2 separate regions of the Homo sapiens genome follow, and region 1 is linked to region 2. Evidence: chromatin contacts called from ENCODE Hi-C or POLR2A ChIA-PET data. All regions are on one chromosome and are shown on one strand. Each heading gives the region's core, a stretch centred on a gene start or an enhancer-like site at or near the end of the contact. The rest is flanking DNA. Distances are from core to core; before and after follow the strand shown. Region 1 holds the start of PAOX (polyamine oxidase). Region 2 overlaps INPP5A (inositol polyphosphate-5-phosphatase A).

Region 1 (3,759 bases), core at 74-2,573, 830 kb after region 2:
TGCCATCCGACTAAGGGTGTGGGGCAGCCCTTCTTTCCTTAGTCCTGGCATGTCGGGTGGGTCAGCTTGGTGGACAGCTGGCCCTGCTGACCCGGGATCCGCCCTGGGTTCCCCATGGCCTGGAGGCAGGAGGAGATGGCCACTGCATCCAGCGTCGCCTCCTGGTGCTGCGGGCCCCTGACGGACAGAGGACGCTCGACCCCTGCCCGCCACCGCCCAGGGAGTCAGCCCGACTCCCAGGCACCCGCCCCTCTCCCTGCCTGGAGCTCAGCTCGCGGGGTTGGCTAGGGAGTGATGGGGAGTGGAATCCAGCGACACCAGGTCACCCTTCCGGGAGCCTTTTCTCCAGCTGGGACGAGAGGGAATCAAAGGAAAGTAAGACACGGCTCAGGAGGCCCACGCCGAGAGCGAAGAGTGAAGCTCACGCTGGCAAACTGGAGCGCGCGGCCCCTCGGCAGAGGACCGGGGCTCAGGAGGCGGGGACGCGCCTGAAAACAGGGCGGGAGCCTTTCCAACCCCCGCGGGCTGCGATGCAGCAGAAAACTCGGCCGCCTGCACCGGGGATTCTCCAGAAACACAGGCGTGCCTGGGTGTGCGCTCAACTTCCCGGGCGAGGGACGTTTCTGCACTTGCCCTCGGCTTCTGAACTTTGTACTTTGCGAGTGTACTTTGTACTTTGGTCCTGTGTCCCTGCAGCCCTGTGACTACACGCGCACACGCAGGCGCGCGCACACGCGAACTGACGGCTCGCTGGCGATGCTGGAGGCTTTCACAGCCCCCCTCCGGACGCGTTAAGCTCTCCCAGGTCCCACCCCTGACACCGTGGCACCCCCAGACCCACTGCGCCCTCGCACTCGACGCGGGTCCCTGGGGGAAGCGCTCGCTGCGCCCTCGTCTCCCTTGGAGGAGACACTGGCCCGCCCGGCCGGCCGGCTTCTCCCTCCATGGGGACGCTCGCGCGCACCGCCCGGCAGCGCGGGACGCTCCCTGACGCCTGTCCTCGCGGGCCCTCCCACGCGGGGCGCTTCCCTCTGAGACCCGAGCCCAGTCCGGAGGCTCGCGGAGGCCGAGGCGCACTGTGGGGCTCGGCCCGGCCCCTTCCCCGCCCCTCCCCGCCCCTCCCCGCCCCTCCCCGCGCCTCCCCGCGCCTCCCCGCGCCTCCCCGCGCCTCCCCGCCCCTCCCCGCGCCTCCCCGCCCCTCCCCGCGCCTCCCCGCCCCTCCCCGCCCCTCCCCGCCCCTCCCCGCGCCTCCCCGCGCCTCCCCGCCCCTCCCCGCCCCTCCCAGCGCCTCCCCGCCCCCTCGCTCCGCCTCCGGCCTCCTCCGAGAGCTCCAGACCTCCCGGCTACTCAGAAGCCCTCGGACTGCCCGGACCGCGCGATGGAGTCGACCGGCAGCGTCGGGGAGGCCCCGGGCGGACCCCGGGTGCTGGTGGTGGGCGGCGGCATCGCGGGGCTGGGCGCGGCGCAGAGGCTCTGCGGCCACTCCGCCTTCCCGCACCTGCGGGTCCTGGAGGCCACGGCCCGCGCCGGGGGCCGCATCCGCTCGGAGCGCTGCTTCGGTAACCGCCCCTCCCGGAGCCCCTCCCGGAACCCAACCGGCTGCGCCCGAACTCGCCGGCCCCAACCTGCCCTGCGCGCAGCCGACCTGCCCGGCCGCCTCACCGGGCTCCCCGAGGGAATCCCCGCTCGCTTAATCCGCCAGAGTTCACCGCCCCGAAACTCAGGGCTCAGAGTTAGTCAGGAGGGCGCCGGCCAGGGAAGGCGACCTACGGCTCCACAAGGCCGCCCTGATTCTGCCCCACGGGGGCCCCCCCAGCCCCGGGGTACGCCCACCCTGCGCCCCTCCCTCTGGTCCACACCGCCCGACAAGTGCCCTCCTGCCCAGGTGCTCCCCTTAAACTGGGTCTGACAGGGCCCTGCCCTGGGGGACCACAGGGCCCTTGGGGACAGTGTGGTACATCCTCCTTGGGAAGGCCAGCGTGGGCGTGGCCCAGGAGAAGGGCTCGGGGTGACCCTTCTAGGAAAGGGACCTCCAGGTGGCATCTGCTGTCCCCTCGCAGGTGGCGTGGTGGAGGTGGGCGCGCACTGGATCCATGGGCCCTCCCGGGGTAACCCCGTCTTCCAGCTGGCTGCTGAGTACGGGCTGCTGGGGGAGAAGGAGCTGTCCCAGGAGAACCAGCTGGTGGAGACCGGGGGTCACGTGGGCCTGCCCTCCGTGAGCTACGCCAGCTCCGGGGCCAGCGTGAGCCTCCAGCTGGTGGCGGAGATGGCGACTCTGTTCTACGGCCTGATAGACCAGACCCGGGAGTTCCTGCACGCTGCAGAGACCCCGGTGCCCAGCGTCGGGGAGTACCTCAAGAAGGAGATTGGCCAGCACGTGGCCGGCTGGACAGAGGATGAGGAGACCAGGAAGCTGAAGCTGGCCGTCCTGAACTCCTTCTTCAACCTGGAATGCTGTGTGAGCGGCACCCACAGCATGGACCTGGTGGCCCTGGCACCCTTTGGGGAGTATACCGTGCTGCCGGGGCTGGACTGCACCTTTTCTAAGTGCGTGCCTGAGCCCCTGCCCCGCCAGTCCTCCCACCAGGCTCCCCAGGGCACCGGGGCTGGCTGAGCTCCGCTCTTGCTTGGGTATGGGAGGGACAGGAGACCATTTGTCCTCCCCATTCCGACAGACTGGTTGCTCCTTTCCCTAGTTTTGCTCATTTAAGCCAAAAAAGTTATTTCTGAGAGAGAGTGTTTAAAAGAAGGAAAGGTAAGGCTGAGTGCGGTGGCTCACGCCTGTAATCCCAGCACTTTGGGAGGCTGAGGCAGGTGGATCATGAGGTCAGGAGTTCAAGAACAGCCTGGCCAACATGGTGAAATCCCATCTCTACTAAAAATACAAAAATTAGCCGGGCGTGATGGTGCATGCCTGTAATCCCAGCTACTCGGGAGGCTGAGGCAGGAGAATTGCTTGAACCTGGGAGGCGGAGGTTGCAGTGAGCCAAGACTGCGCCATTGCACTCCAACCTGGGCGACAGAGTGAGACTCCATCTCAAAAGAGAAAAAAAGAAGAAGAGTAAAGACTTCTCTTGCTCCTGTATTTATGAGGGGCTTCAACTGCAGAGGGGGCCAGACAGGCCCTCTCCCTGTGGCAGGGTGGCTGCCAGGTACCAGGTGCAGATGAGACCCTCCTCGGGCTGTCCCGTCACCCCTGGTGTTGGCCCCAAGGCTCCTGGCCAGGCAATGGGCATTTGTGAGTCAGGAACTCTGTGGTGGTAAGGAGGAAGCCCTGGTTCCGGCAGATTGCCTTGAGTGCTCTGTGCCCACTGAACCCTCCCTTACAGCCTGGAGGGCAGGTATGAGCATCCTTGAGGTGGAAAACCACAGAGTGGAGCTGACCTCCTTGCTGGCCCTGAGCGATGGAGAGCTCCCCGCAGCTACCTTTGATGCGGGTGGGAACTCAGAGCACGTATTTCCACCAGTCCTGCCCTTCCAGGGACTGGGCCTCTACGAAACCAGCACTTCCGTCTTTCTAGGGGCTATCAAGGACTCACAAACTGCATGATGGCCGCCCTGCCGGAGGACACTGTAGTTTTTGAGAAGCCTGTGAAGACCATCCACTGGAACGGGTCCTTCCAGGAGGCAGCCTTTCCCGGGGAGACCTTTCCAGTGTCGGTAGAGTGTGAGGATGGAGACCGGTTCCCGGCGCACCATGTCATCGTCACCGTGCCCTTAGGTAGGTCAGGTTTTCAGCCCAAACCCCCATCCCAAGTG
Region 2 (3,308 bases), core at 411-2,910:
GGGCATTAGGGGATGGGGTCAGCCTCGAGTTACTAACCGGGCATTAGGGGATGGGGTCAGCCTCGAGTTACTAACCGGGCATTAGGGGATGGGGTCAGCCTCGAGTTACTAACCGGGCATTAGGGGATGGGGTCAGCCTCGAGTTACTAACCGGGCATTAGGGGATGGGGTCAGCCTCGAGTTACTAACCGGGCATTAGGGGATGGGGTCAGGCTCGAGTTACTAACCAGGCAGTAGAAGATGGGGTCAGTCTTGAGTTATTAGTATTTATCGGGGAGAGCAGAGAGAGCTTAGGAGACCACATTGCCACTGTTTAGGGTCAGAGTGGTCCCGCAGGTTAATTCACTTCACCCAGCCTCTCAGGGATGTAATGAGGCTGCTCGGGGGGCTGTCTCAGGCCTCTGGCCAGTAGTCCCTGTCCTCTCCAGCGACCGCTCTCTCCTGGGTGTCAGTGGTTTTTGGGAGTCCAGGTGCAGGTCTCAGCAGCAACTCTGAGGTTCTGCATAGCTAGTGCCACCTGTGACACTGCTGTCACTCCAAGGTGCACCTCACCACACCTGGAGCAGCGCCCGTGAGAGGAGGGAAGCGACACCCTTGGGCTGAGCTTTTCCGTGAACCGGCAGCTGTGTCCCTTGACGTGCTGAGAGGGCCTGGCTGTGAGCCGCATGGTACGAACCTTCTGAATGCAAGTGGCCAAGCCGGCATTCTGGCTGGGCTCGCTGGCCACAGGACGTCCACTGTAGGACAGCTGGGAGTGGGGGTGTCTGGCTATTTCACTATTAAAACAAGTGGAAACACTAGTTTGGTCCCGCCTGACCTCATGGAAGACGGTGGAGGTGGCAGCCGCCAGAGTGTGAGGGGCCATGGTCGCTGACCTCGCCTCCTGTTGTCTTAGATCCTTGGCACTGCAGGGGCGGTTCTGCCAGACATAGCTGTTGTCTCTTTGGCCACCAACTGGCCCCTATGGCGTTTGGCCTTCAGGGTGGTCATTGGGTGCGTGGCTCTCTAGGGTGGACCTGGCCATCCTTGGGTGACAGTGGGCCATGTGGTGGGGACTCTGCAGGCCACCTGGAAAGGGGTCCACCTGAAAGGGGCTGCACTGTGGTCCATTTGGGCCAGTGGCTTCAGTAGCCACACGCTGCTTGGTCCAGGTTCCTGCCTGAGCCCACTGAGCAGATGATGGGGATGAGGCCCAGAGTGCGAGCCTGGTGGGCAGCTGTGGAGCCTTATCCCTGAGCACCCTCCCTTGCCTACCTTTCAGGCTTCTGAGCGGCTGTCAGTTGCCACCTGCTGGCACTGTGAATGTTAGACTGCAGAGCTGAGTGGGGAGCCCCTTCCTGTGGTCCCTGGCACTCTGACCACATGGATGAGCCTGCGAGTGTGAAGCTGAGAACTGGGTTGACTGCCTGCTGCTTTGTTTCTTGCAAAGAGTGCCTTAGTTAGGGGACAGGCCAGCCCACCGTCATCTGCCTGCAGCGTCCCTCCAGGTGGTCGGGGGACACCGGGCTTCTGGGTCAGCAAGTGTTTGCCATACGCCTGGGTGCAAAGTGGACCAGCCACTGTGGGTCATGTGGGGGGATTTGGGTGGGACTCTCAGAGGAGCTGGTTCTCTTGAGAAAGACATCTGTCCAAGTAGCACACAGACTTGTGGGGACATATGACTTGCTTTAATTTTCTCCATCACCGTTACGGTTTTTCAGAGCTGTTGCAACTTCCTGTTTGCTGTAACGGCTGTGCCTCCCTCGCTGCTGCAGTGGGCAGTGTGTGCGTCGTACACAGGTGGAAGGTGGAGGCCTGGGCCCAGGCTGGAGGGACGTGGGGTGGGAATGGGCCTGACCAGCTAGGGAACAGAGGCAGGACCCAGGGGGACAGAGGCAGGACTGACCAAGACTGTCAGAAGAGCCAGCCGGGGTCTTCTCTGAATAGTCGGCTGCACGATTAAACTGGGTTCTGCTCGGGGAGTCCCTGGGGTTTGGAGCTCTGCCTGCCTTGCGGCCCAACCTGGCAGTACCCCCCACACAGGGGTCCAGGTGTCCTCTGATTCTGCTGTGCTGAGTCTGTTGGTGGAGCAGGAGGCCCAAGGACCAGGAGAGCTTCTGTGTGAGGCTGTGTCCTCCTGCATCCTTGTCTCCCATTCACTCGGGAGCATTTATGGGCGCATTCTCAGAGCCTTGGTGAAGTTGGAGTGGGATAGGGAGGGAGGATTGGTGGCGCCTTCTCAGAGCCTTGGTGGCATATTGAGTGGGATAGGGAGGGAGGATTGGTGAATGCCTTCTCAGAGCCTTGGTGGCATATTGAGTGGGATAGGGAGGGAGGATTGGTGAATGCCTTCTCAGAGCCTTGGTGGCATATTGAGTGGGATAGGGAGGGAGGATTGGTGAACGCCTTCTCAGAGCCTTGGTGGCATATTGAGTGGGATAGGGAGGGAGGACTGGTGAACACCTCCTCAGAGCCTTGGTGGCATATTGAGTGGGATAGGGAGGGAGGATTGGTGAACGCCTTCTCAGAGCCTTGGTGGCATATTGAGTAGGATAGGGAGGGAGGATTGGTGAATGCCTTCTCAGAGCCTTGGTGGCATATTGAGTGGGATAGGGAGGGAGGATTGGTGAACGCCTTCTCAGAGCCTTGGTGGAATATTGAGTAGGATAGGGAGGGAGGATTGGTGAATGCCTTCTCAGAGCCTTGGTGGCATATTGAGTGGGATAGGAAGGGAGGATTGGTGAACACCTTCTCAGAGCCTTGGTGGAATATTGAGTAGGATAGGGAGGGAGGATTGGTGAACGCCTTCTCAGAGCCTTGGTGGCATATTGGGTAGGATAGGGAGGGAGGATTGGTGAACGCCTTCTCAGAGCCTTGGGGGAATATTGGGTAGGATAGGGAGGGAGGACTGGTGAACGCCTTCTCAGAGCCTTGGTGGCATATTGAGTAGGACAGGGAGGGAGGACTGGTGAACGCCTTCTCAGAGCCTTGGTGGCATATTGGGTAGGATAGGGAGGGAGGATTGGTGAACGCCTTCTCAGAGCCTTGGTGGAATATTGGGTAGGATAGGGAGGGAGGATTGGTGAACGCCTTCTCAGAGCCTTGGTGTGGAATATTGGGTAGGATAGGGAGGGAGGATTGGTGAACGCCTTCTCAGAGCCTTGGTGGAATATTGAGTAGGACAGGGAGGGAGGACTGGTGAACGCCTTCTCAGAGCCTTGGTGGAATATTGGGTAGGATAGGGAGGGAGGATTGGTGAACGCCTTCTCAGAGCCTTGGTGGCATATTGGGTAGGATAGGGAGGGAGGATTGGTGAACGCCTTCTCAGA

Evidence for each region. Hi-C counts contacts between places; a loop is a spot of excess contacts on that map. ChIA-PET counts read pairs that join two places held with the same protein, here RNA polymerase II (POLR2A). Pooled maps may share reads with other maps.
Region 1: a loop to region 2 is called in a map with no recorded cell type, with 4 times the contacts of the local background. The contact joins the promoter of PAOX here to the enhancer-like site in region 2. A Hi-C loop is called at or near these places in 2 of 37 single-sample maps with no recorded cell type and 2 of 50 pooled maps. POLR2A ChIA-PET finds 5 or more read pairs at or near these places in 1 of 52 experiments (HEK293).

Annotation. Positions count from the first base shown.
Region 1 is chr10:133,377,939-133,381,697 of GRCh38, forward strand. It overlaps PAOX (polyamine oxidase), which reads left to right and starts at 1,324. Exons shown (of 7, transcript NM_152911.4): 1 at 1,324-1,559; 2 at 2,061-2,547; 3 at 3,522-3,721. The coding sequence starts at 1,379. It overlaps LOC124902563 (a long non-coding RNA gene), which reads right to left and starts at 953. Exons shown (of 2, transcript XR_007062395.1): 1 at 1-953. RefSeq lists an enhancer at 417-916 and silencers at 890-1,149, 1,250-1,659.
Region 2 is chr10:132,549,916-132,553,223 of GRCh38, forward strand. All of the region lies in intron 1 of INPP5A (inositol polyphosphate-5-phosphatase A), which reads left to right. Among named protein-coding and RNA genes, the nearest start is that of INPP5A, 14 kb to the left of the region's middle. RefSeq lists enhancers at 193-935, 936-1,676. Within about 2 kb of position 1,661, at least 7 of the 41 ENCODE cell types and tissues checked have a DNase peak (open chromatin) inside an H3K27ac peak, as active enhancers do.